2 separate regions of the Homo sapiens genome follow, and region 1 is linked to region 2. A link is an interaction called in ENCODE POLR2A ChIA-PET data of the cell type or tissue named here. Cell type or tissue: endothelial cell of umbilical vein. All regions are shown on one strand. Each heading gives the region's core, and the rest is flanking DNA. Links, peaks and the distances in the headings are about the cores only.

The links. Peaks named below come from ENCODE experiments on the same cell type or tissue, not always from the same donor. Only the 100,000 strongest peaks of a DNase experiment are listed, where the experiment ranks them.
Region 1: POLR2A ChIA-PET joins it to region 2 with 9 read pairs; 2 of 35 experiments call an interaction of 5 or more read pairs at or near these places.

Annotation. Positions count from the first base shown.
Region 1 is chr1:231,806,128-231,811,663 of GRCh38, forward strand. The region is part of intron 8 of DISC1 (DISC1 scaffold protein); the gene reads left to right. The region is part of intron 11 of TSNAX-DISC1 (TSNAX-DISC1 readthrough (NMD candidate)); the gene reads left to right. LOC105373170 (a long non-coding RNA gene) reads right to left here. Exons shown (of 4, transcript XR_949268.4): 3 at 1-5,536. Among named protein-coding and RNA genes, the nearest start is that of DISC2, 9.6 kb to the right of the region's middle. In endothelial cell of umbilical vein, for the core only: a CTCF peak has its summit at 749 (motif pointing left); a DNase peak (open chromatin) is centred at 694; H3K27ac peaks cover 235 bases.
Region 2 is chr1:232,086,202-232,091,737 of GRCh38, forward strand. It overlaps LOC105373171 (a long non-coding RNA gene), which reads left to right. Exons shown (of 3, transcript XR_949271.3): 3 at 5,413-5,536. Among named protein-coding and RNA genes, the nearest start is that of DISC1-IT1, 160 kb to the left of the region's middle. In endothelial cell of umbilical vein, for the core only: no CTCF peak of the experiment used is centred there; no DNase peak of the experiment used is centred there.

The sequences.
Region 1 (5,536 bases), core at 624-4,623, 280 kb before region 2:
ACATGAGATAATAAATATATGAACGTGACGTGGCTTTCCACAGAGTGAATACATGCTTAGCTAGTGATTGTTAGCCATGCATCTGAGTTGGGGGAGACCCAGCCAGTGGGTGACTCTCTGATCAGGTGTCACTCAGTGCTACAGGTTCCCGGCCAGTGTACCTGTAGTAAAAGGGCAGCGGTGGCATCCATACCTCTTAATCCAAGGCAGCTTTGGCCTCAGTGCCTGTGCAGTCTCCTGACTGGCCAACTAGGCTGGGCCACTTGTCAATGGGGTGGATTCGTTTTTTTGTTTGGTTTTCAGCTCCGAGTTCAAAAGCCTGGGAGACCTGCTGGCTTCTCTCCCAGAGCTGGGCCACATATTGTTAACCTGGGCCCTGGAGGTCTGATCAGTGTCCTGGCTGGATCCAGTGCAGTAAGAGAAGCCAAGGAGAAGACAGTCTTCCAAGGCCTGAAGCAGGTCTGACCTAACTGCCCAATGTAGGAGGTTTGCCCTGGGACAAACTGAGGTCCTGCAGGGTTCGAGGGTGAAAGGCCTCTTCTCCCAGGAGGCAGCCCCAGACCCACCTTGCTGAACTGGCTGCCTGGAAAGGAAGTGAGAGCGAAGATCTCAAAAAAGAGCAGCTCTTTAACCTCTGTGCTGCTCTCACTGAACGCTCCCGCCCTCTGCCCAGGACTTGATGGCTTTGGCCCTGGCCCTGGGGCAGAGCGAAGGGAAAGCGTCAGTGCCCTCTAGGGCCGAGAGTGTGGCACTACAGCAAGTGTGTGGTGGGTGCGGCTGACTTGTGCTCTGTGGCTACTACCCATCCCCATCAGAAACCTGGGCCTGTTTCCTTCTCTGGAATGGTGCTGGGACTTTCCAAACCACGGACCTGTAGTGATGAGAGTTGGTGTCTTGAGTCCGCGTCCACCGTCTGCATGCCATGCCTGCCTTCCCACTGCTGGGGGCCCTCAACCCTCCTCCAGTTCCCGTGTCTAAGACTTAGCAACAAGCATCCTTCCTGTGTGTTGGACTGCGGGTCTGCACCATTGTGAGACACGGTCCTATATTGGGCCCTACCTCTATCGGTGCTCGTTGACCTGACTGGTATCACAGTCCTCATCTGGAACGGGGCCAGCCAAGCTCTGGCCACTCCCTTGTCCTGGGACGAAGGCTCAGCCCCTGAGGCCCGGCGAGTAGTCAAGGCTGGCTCTCTGATGCCTGGCTGCTCTGATGCTGGCATCCTGCATGCACTTCCAGCTCCAGCCTTGTCCTGCTCAAATTACCCCTCATTATTGATCTGGTCCATCTGTTGAGTCACCCTCCAATTTTTTTCTTCCACTTTGTTTAATGCCTGGCACTCAAAAGACAGCCAGTAGAAGTATTTGTTTTTCAAAAAATGGACCCTCATTCATTGGTTGCTGATCCCTAGAATCTGTTGTTTTCATACCTCCTTCACTTGTTAAGATTTTCATCTCCTGCCCTGACTTCAGTGGGTACGTCTGGTTTTAAGCCCCGGTCCTCCTTCTCATAGGATCCATCCTCTGTCAGGTGATTGGAGCTGGCTGATGTTCCAGCTTCTGGATGCTGGAAGCCAGCAGCAGCAGCTGCCTGGGTGACAGCCTCACTGTGTGTTGGCAGGCTTCTCACTCACCTTTTTTAATCAATTGGACCTGAAAATCTTGAAGCTAAACAAACACAGCCCTGCTATTTTGGCACAAGATGAAGGCCAGTTTTAAGTGGTCTATAAAAGCTGTGAAAAAAACTTTTAAAAGAGAATTATATCCAGGGCACCCAAGCTGCTTCCAGATGCCAGAGGCAGCCCTGCATTTAATAATATGCTTGCTGGAATCCCTTTAAAATGGTAGATGTTGGCCATCTTTTTCTTTTTTCTTTGCATTCCCAATGGAAGGACTTCCAATGTATGGCCCTGGTATTATTCCCTGTATGTTTTAGAGAAGCTCTAAATTCCTGTAGCCGTCAAACTTGGGTTTTTCACTCAGACTGCATGTTAGGATCATCTGGGGAAATTTAAAAATACTGGTACCCAGGCAGCACCAAATTCCTTCGGTCAGAATCTCTAGGGATTTTTCCTGAATATAGGAACCTTCATAAACAGTTTCCAGGTGGTTTTAATGTCCTGTGAGGGCTGGAACCACCGTACCAGTGAGAGGAGAGCTGGCCTGCCCTGCTCACTGCTGGCAGATGGACTCTTGAGTCACATCTTTGCACACCCAGAAGCTCCAGGCCCACCGTGTACCATGGCTAAGTAGCTGCAACTGCAACCTGGCCTTGGCCTGGAAGCACATCTTGTAGGATCACTGATGTTACTCTCCCCTGGCCTTCCCCTTGTCCTGGAAGATGTGCCTAAGGCTGAGAGACTTCATTGTTTAATTCATCTAGCTGTCTGTTCTGAGAGCCCCCAGCTAAACTGAGGTTCCAGTCCCAGAACAGCTAGCAAACCGCCCTAAGGGGAAATGAAGGGGAGATGGACATGGTATTTACTGCGTGCCTTTCATAGGATGCTGCTTTTACCTGGTAGATGGCCCAATGCCTAGTTGTCTGACCTGTGACCAGGGGCTCCTCGCCTGGGAAACTTGTTTATATGTCTTTGTGGCTCTTGCCTTTCCTGTGTTCAGTTTATGCCCCCCTGCCCATTGCTCTGGCGCTGGGAGCCAAACCTTGTGCTCTCTTGGGCATCCCAGGTAAAACCTGGCCTGGGGCATCCCCTGGTCTTCAGATGGAAGGTGCAAAGGCAATATACACCACAGTAGGAAACAAATTCAAAAAGTGTAATTTACGGATCCTGGGCAGGGAGGGCACAGAGAGTCGGGAGGGCAGTCCTTTGTCCCTGGGCCACTCCAGATAGGAATGAAGCATCATGCAGAGAGAGAGAAACAAGGCACATGGCAACTGGCAGTGTGTATAGGGAGTAGGGTCTGGGCCACTGTAAGTTTTCAGGCAAATGTGTGAATGGCCTGTTTAAAGGAAGCAATGGGGAAGCAGGGAGCCCAGTCTGCTAGTCAGGGGAGATGTCTCTCAGTTTTTATCTCTCGCCACTGGCTTGAGCCATTGGGTGTGGTTTCCTTCTAATGCCTGGGCAGCTGTGTCATTCCCGTTACAGTCACCACATGATTCTAATTGCCTTAGAATTTATAGGAACCAGTTGGCAGCCCAACAAGTGGGCTCCTCTGGCCAGTGAGGGAGCCTGGTGAGGGAATCTTCCCAGGACAGGCAGAGACATCTGCCTGGTTCTTAGATTGGCCATCTTTGGTCTCACCTCAGTTTGGATATATTTTTTTTTTATCTCACCTGCCCCCTTGTTATCTGCTTCCAAGAAGCAAACAGCTCAAATAATTATTTATTTTAAAATAACATAAGAGGATGTCTCTGATACTCCAAAAGCCTTTTTTTTTTGAAAAAAAAAAAAAAAGGATGGTTCTATCCAATTTGGCATTTCATTTATAGAGAATAAAAACTATCTATACCCAAAATGTATTCATTGCACACAATTGTATTTTAATGGCAGCTGGAAATCTTCTCTCCTAACTGATGCTTTTGGGGAAAATAAGAACATTTGGACAATAAACTAGATTTTCTAGATAAACACAAAATGGGTGAATTTCACACATCCAATAATGAAAGTAGTTTTTTCCTTAAATTAGAAACAAGGATTTAAATTTCCGTCTTCTTCTGAATGAATATTTGGCACCCAACCAAGAAATATATATCATTTTAAATTTTCTTGAGGAAATATCCTTTTCTTGCATAATTAATTTAAAGGAAATTAAATTGACCATGTCAATTGTCAAACAAGGAAAAGTAAGAATTTTGCTTATTTGTTATTAATTTTATTTACAATAGTATTTAAAGGTAACTTTGTAAAATAACCCCTAATGATATAATCTAAAATAAAATAGATTGTATTTAAATCACTTTTTTATTATATACCACGAAAAACTACTGAATGATTAAAACATTCTTAAGTGGGTTCTTAACATTGTATGGAACTGGAAAGAGCAGTTCAGATCACAGAGGCATGGGCACTGTGTTCTAAGTGGTCACTGCACTGATTCAGAACAGCAGGGGCTGGCTCTGTACTGGGTGGGTGGGTGCTCAAGGCCAGACCTACACAGTGCTCCTGTGTCTGCAGCTGCAGGGAAGCAGGAGAAACAGTGACGATGGTCCAGGAGAGGCCACCTGACATATGGCAGAAAAACAAAATTCAGGGTACAGACAGTGGCTGGGAGCATCAACTCAATCGCTTTCTTTCTTTACTATTTTCCCTCTTTCTAAAAAAGTCTGTGATTTAGATCAGTGGCTGCAGGAGGGAGACAAGAGACCCAGTAAAGATGTTTTCAAAGATGATGCCTATCTGGTGTGAAAAGAAATGAAGACCTACCCAAAGAGAATAAGCACAAGCTATTATGCAGAGCTTGCTACAGCAAGGGAGTCAGACACCATCATTTGCAATTTGGCAGAGACTCAAAGGTGGGCAGACGAGTGGGAGAGCTTTATAGTGGAAAAAGGCGAAGGCTTCAGGTGTGCCCTGATTGGAGGTTATCAATGCGGGGAAGCTGGAGGCGGCTCACTAGAAGCGAACATCCTGTGTGCTTGGTCAGGGGACCATATTTGGCTTTCTCTGGTGGGTCCTAAGTTGGAATCGGGGACAAAAATTAGGGAAGCCATCAGTTATTAATCCAGTCCTGAACATTTTGAGTCAATTGTTACAGAAGTTATTATTTAGCTTCCTGGATAGTTACTAGAGAGCAATTTGGCTTCCAGCAGGTCTGATTTAGAGCAGGCCAGCTTCCGGGGTTGCTTTTTGTGGGTAAGGGTATTGTTTTCTGGGAAAGTTGCTGCACCTTGTGGATCAGAGTTCCATCTTTTGCTATGGCCTGGCTGTTGTCCGATTGTATATTTAGTCAGTCACCAGGCACCACATTTTCTCAAGCTGTTGGAAAGTTCTGTGTGTCCAGTGTTATCTTCCCCTTGTATTCTATGAAATATATGGCTGTCTGAAATGTTTGATGTGCAAAGCCAGCCATGGGGCTCTGCTCACAGCAAATGCTTTTGGCTATCTCAGGAAGTCATGGTGACTGGAAGAAATGCACAACCCTGACAGAAAATGGCAAATTCTAGCTGAAGGGACCTCCAGGGAGAAGGGGGTTGGGGAGGGGAGCAGTTGGCTGGGGCTTCTTGGCCGCCTCCATTGCCCTTTGGTTCAGCCAGCCCAGGCTCACAGCAGATATCCTTGACCTCGCCAAGGGAAGGCTCTGAAAGACAAAGGTAGATCTTGATCTTGCTTAACTGTGCACTTGAGCTTGCAGTTCCTTGAAAGATCTGGTGTCACGCAAGACAAATTATACAGCAGTCTACTATTTCTGGAGTTTGATCATTCTCAGCACTGGCTTTATTTCTTTTTTTCCACTAAAGAAGTATAGTTCAAATGTGGATAGGTGAAAGTAGATAATCTTAGGAGGATCGTTACAAACTGAAATGTCCATGAGTTCAGGAAAGTGCCATGTGTGTGAGGGGTACCCCAGGTGAGAGGCCT
Region 2 (5,536 bases), core at 738-4,737:
CCATTTGAATTAGGCATACATCTAGAACCCGGTGTTACGTATGGCTTGTGCCTACTATGCTGGAATTGTAGGTCCAGTCTTTTGTTCACGTTCATTCCCCATGTGTAAAATCTCTCTTCTCCCCCTCAGCTAAGTGAAATCCTAAACATCACTCAAGGCTCAGCTCCAGCTGTGCTTCTGAAAGGAATCTCCTCGAACTCAGTCAACACGTGTTCGTCTCCCCTTGACTGTGTCCAGGCCTGCAGTTACGCTTTTAAACATTTCCCTCCAGATAGCATCATCTCTGCCCCTTCACGCTAACACTGTCCTAACTCCACTGAAGCCCAGGGCACTCCTCACTGCACTTCTTTGCAGCAGTTCTCACTGGGTTCCTTATTACTTCTCTGGACTCTCCCAGTACCCTCATTCCTGATCACCTCTCCTTCTCAACACTCTCTTACCTTCACCTGCAAGCCCACATTCTCCTGACTTTCTTTCTCCCACTCTGACCACTTCTTAATATCATATGGGGTCTTCTATTCTGCTTCCATCGCTCATATATTTTCTTTTAGATCTGACCCAGCTCGCTACTCCTTTTCTTCTCTCTCCTTAGTCTCCGTTTGGACAATGTCATCAATACCTTAGATTTCAGGTATTATAGATAAGCAGAGTCTATTCCTATCTTCACCTGCAGCCTAAATTTCTTCCTTTATATTCAGGTCAGAAAATACAATTACATAAGTAGGGGAGAAAAAGTGTATCTTTTCCTCACCCAATATGAGAGTAATGGCTGAGACCCCTATAACAGAAGACAGGTTAAAAAGAGAAGAGCATATAATAAATTTATTTTATTAGTTTTATGTGGCAAGAGTACCCTCAGAAATGAAGAACCAAAGGAATGGGAAGATCCATGTATTTTTATGGACAGTGGTGCAGAAGTATGACTGGAGAAAAAAAGTATGATCTAAAGGGGGGAACTTAGGAAGGCCTATTTGTTCAGTTTCTTCCTGGGGTTCCTGCGTGACATTCCTTTCCTCTGGGGATAGAACAGGATACCTGACACATGAGGGTATTCAGAGGAAAGGAGGAGATCAGAGTCACCTTCCTAGGTTTGATGGTCTGCTTTAAGGAAGAAGGGGTAAGGAGAATGTTAGTTCCTATGTGTCCCACTTCAAGGGAGAAAGGAGTGAGAGAAGATCAGAGGGACTTCCAGCTTCTGCTGTTTTCTCAATTTCCAAGGCACCACATTTTGGGGTGGCATTTCCCACACCCCATCACATACTTGACATGTCATTAGATTTGTCAATCTAACCCCAACACACATACATGTTTGCACACACACTCACAGCACACCTATTTCTCCATTTGTCTCTGGTACACACATCCACACTGTTACCTAATCCAGAATCCTAGAGCCATGCTTGATTCCTTCTTCTCCCTCACTTCCCATATCCCATGTCCAATATCCAATCCACCAGCAGTTCAGGAATGCTCTAACTTCAAAAACTATCTCAAATGCGCCTCTTCTCTTCATCTTCTGGCAGGAACCTTAGTCCAAGCCAAAATATTTCCCACCTGGACTTTTATTTTTGGACTGCTTTCCTTGCTTCAAGTTCAAAGTCCCTTCCATAGTCCTCATAATCTAGCCCCAAGCCCGTCTCCAACCTCATCTTCTACCTTTCTTCTCTTTCAAAACACACCAAGCCTGCAGATCTTCTGTTATTAAAAGGTACAGTTTGTTGTAGTACAATTCACAGCACATGAGAATCCTCTTAATTTCATTGTGTTTTTGAGGCTTGGTCTCACTCTGTCACCCAGGCTGGAGTACAGTGGCTTGACCATGGCTCACTGCAGCCTCAACCTGCTGGGCTCAAGCAATCTCCTGGCACAGCCTCCCAAGTAGCTGGGTCTACAGGCACATGCCACCACACCCAGCTGATTTTTTTATTTCTTTATTTTTGTAGAGTTAGGTGTTTCCCTGTTTTGCCCAAGCTGGTGCAGCAAAAACATTTAAACTCCTGGGCTCAAGCAACCCTCCCAATATGGCCTCCAAAGTGCTGGGATTACAGGTGTAAGCCACTGCACCTGGCCTAGTCTTAATTTCAAGACAGTGGGAATTCATTACTTCCTAGACAAATCAAAGTGCTTAGTCCTCAGACTTGGCAACAGAGCCCTGGGCAGCCTCAGATTTGTTTTTATGTACTCCTGGGTAAGTCATTGAGGGTAGAAATAAAATGGTAGAAGAGACCTTAACAGCATTTCCCATATTTGGGGCTGGATTATAATTCATGCTATTCCCCAGAAAAAAAAAATGGTCTTTTTTCCCAAAATCTCTAGAGAAGGGTACACCACAGCCACTTTTAATGTTTGTTGACCTTTTCAGCGAGGAGGTTCTAATTCCAAACTCAAGTCCCTTCAGCTCTAGTTCAGCCTCAGCAGGTGCCAAGGTGTGCGCAAAAACATTTAAGAGACACAGCGGGTACTACTTCAGGCAACCCCCAACAAAATGGTGAATGGTGTGAAAGTTAGAGGAGAGGACTTTAAGGGACGCTTCAGGTTTGAGGTGTGTCTGAGAGAGGGACAAGAGTAGTGGTGAAGAGGACAGGGTTTGTAAGGCAGAAAATATATTTTTATTCTTTTCTTTGAAGTGTGAGACTTGCAAATTCACATGGATACAATTGTAGACTTACTCTAAATACGTTTAGAAAAAATATATATATATATATATTGCAAGACAGTCTCATTCTGTTGCCCAGGCTGGAGTGCAGTGGCACTCCATAGCTCATTGCAGCCTAGAACTCCTGGGCTCAAGTGATCCTCCCGCCTCAGCCTCCCAAGTAGCTGCAGTAATACAAGTGCATACCACCATGCCCAGTTAATTTTTTTAAATATATTTTTGTACAGACAGGGTCTCACTTGTATACTGCCCAGGCTAGTCCTGAACTCCTGGTATCAAGTGATCCTCTCGCCTCAACCTCCCAAGTGTGGGGGTTACAGGTGTGAGCTACTACACCCAGCCCAAGGACTGTTTTTCTTTTTTTTTTTTTTTGAGACAGAGTCTCGCTTTGTCACTCAGGATGGAGTGCACTGGTGCCATCTCAGCTCACTGCAACCTCTGCCTCCTGGGTTCAAGCAATTCTCCTGCCTCAGCCTCCCAAGTAGCTGAGACTACAGGCACGTGCCACCATGCCTGGCTAATTTTCGTGTTTTTTTGTTTTTTTTTGTTTTTGGAGATGGTGTCTCGCTGTGTCGCCCAGGCTGGAGTGCAGTGGAGCAATCTCGGCTCACTGCAATCTCCACCTCCCGGGTTCAAGCAATCCTGCCTCAGCCTCCCGAGTAGCTGGGACTACAGGTGCACGCTGCCACACCTAATTTTTTTGTATTTTTAGTAGAGATGGGGTTTCACCATGTTGCCCAGGCTGGTTTTGAACTCCTGAGCTTGGACAATCTGTCCGCCATGGCCTCCCAAAGTGCTAGGATTACTGGCGTGAGCCAATGTGCCCCTCCTAATTTTTGTATTTTTAGTAGAGACGGGGTTTTGCCATGTTGGCCAGGCTGGTTTCGAGCTCCTGACCTCAGGTGATCCATGCACCTTGGCCTCCCAAAGTGTTGGGATTACAGGCGTGAGCCACTGTGCCCAGCCCCAAGAACTGTTTTAAGAGGAAGCATAAGAATTAACTATGAGGCTTCATGGTAAAGATTTGATTCATGAGAAGATCCAGATGCCAGGCATAGTGGCTTACACCAGTAATCCCAGCACTTTGGGAGGCCAAAGCGGGCAGATCATCTGAAGTTAGGAGTTCGAGACCAGGCTGACCAACATGGTGAAACCCTGTCTCTATTAAAAATACAAAAATTAGCCGGGCATGGTGGCGCGTGCCTGTAATCCCAGCTACTCAGGAGGCTGAGGCAGGAGAATCGCTTGAACCCGGGAGGCAGAGGTGGCAGTGAGCCGAGATTATGCCAATGTACTCCAGCCTGGGTGACAGAGCGAGACACCATCTCAAAAAACAAAACAAAACAGAGAGGTCAAATAAGGTACAGCGTCCTGTTCCATTTTCCCTACCCAACCCCAAATCTGTGTCAGGAAGTACCAGAGATTGAATCCTTAAAGGGTGGGTACTCATATTTTATATCCATAAACCAACACCCCGTTTCCCCCCACATTACCTCCCCAGCGAGATAAGTAGCAGGAAACTTCCCCATTTGGTTAACTGAGTTTCCCTTTTGCTATCCGCAAAGCCGGGCCCATTCTTCCTAGGGGTGATGGAGTATGATTATAAATTTCCATTAATCAACAAAGTCAGTTGGAGTTTTATATTCCCCCTCTTCAGGGTAGAAGCTTCATGCTGAAGACGGAATTTAAAAGACCATTTTGATGTCTTATTGCTTCCACTATTTTTCAAAAATAACAATTGCCCAGAACGTACCAGCTTCCAGCTGTTATCTTTCAGTCTGGTTCACAGGCGATGCTGCATTAAAAATTCAAGTTCGGTAAAGATGCCTTCACGGCATTGTCTCATTTCTGTATTTTAACAATGATAAAATATGAAATTTGAGCTGGAAGCAATATTACGATTTTGATATCAGCGACTCTGCACATGTGGTTTTACCTCCCACGTTCCTCCTTCCCCTCCAGAGGAAGTTTTCTTAAAGATTTTTCAGCAGGCAGATTTATTACGCGTCATGATTTGGGGATTATCTGTTGGACAGTTTTGCTATTTTTTTCTGATACCAGAAACTAAAAAGAGCAGATCATTTGGCTTTCAGGGACATATACTACATTGTAATCACTTCCACACTGTGAATACAATCTGCAGTAACACAAATGTAATTCCTGTCACTAATTGAAAGACTCCCTTTTCATGGAGCTTATGTAGAAATATCAGATTGTTCTGAATGTCTTTTGAGGCTATTTTTCACCAGATGCTTTTTTGGTTGTGAGAGGATTAGTGGGATTCTCTAGTCCAATAAACTGTTATCTCCAAAGAATATTTCTGATGGGGCATCGCAATGACATGCAGTCATGTTTTAATTTTAATACAGACGGCAGAATCTGAAAAGTACATTCTGGCACATGGAGACAGATGTTTCTCCCTTCAAACATTGCCAGAAACAATTTGACCCCTTTATAATCATGTTTCAATTACCTGCTTTTTTCTTTCTCTCTCTTTCCCTTCACTCTCCCTTCATCTTTTTCTCCATTCTTTTATTTTATTCTGTTCCTCCCTCAGATTCTCTCTTTCCTGCCAACTTTTCATTTCATGCTGTTTTACAGTTCGCTTCATATTTTCCATTTTTCCTTTAAAAAAATCTTCTGTCAAAGCCTTAGACTGCCACTAAGAACCTAGCATTCCTTGATCATATAGAAAGTAGGATATGAAATAATAGACTAGCGCTACACTGTAATAATCATCTTCATTTCTCTTGTAGGACATTGCCTTGCTGTGGTTCTGCACCAGTTGCTATGTCTGGATATGAAATAATTCTAGCGAGATCCTCGTTAAAATGCTAAGCAAAAGCAAAGCTTTATGAAGCACATAATATTCATACAAGT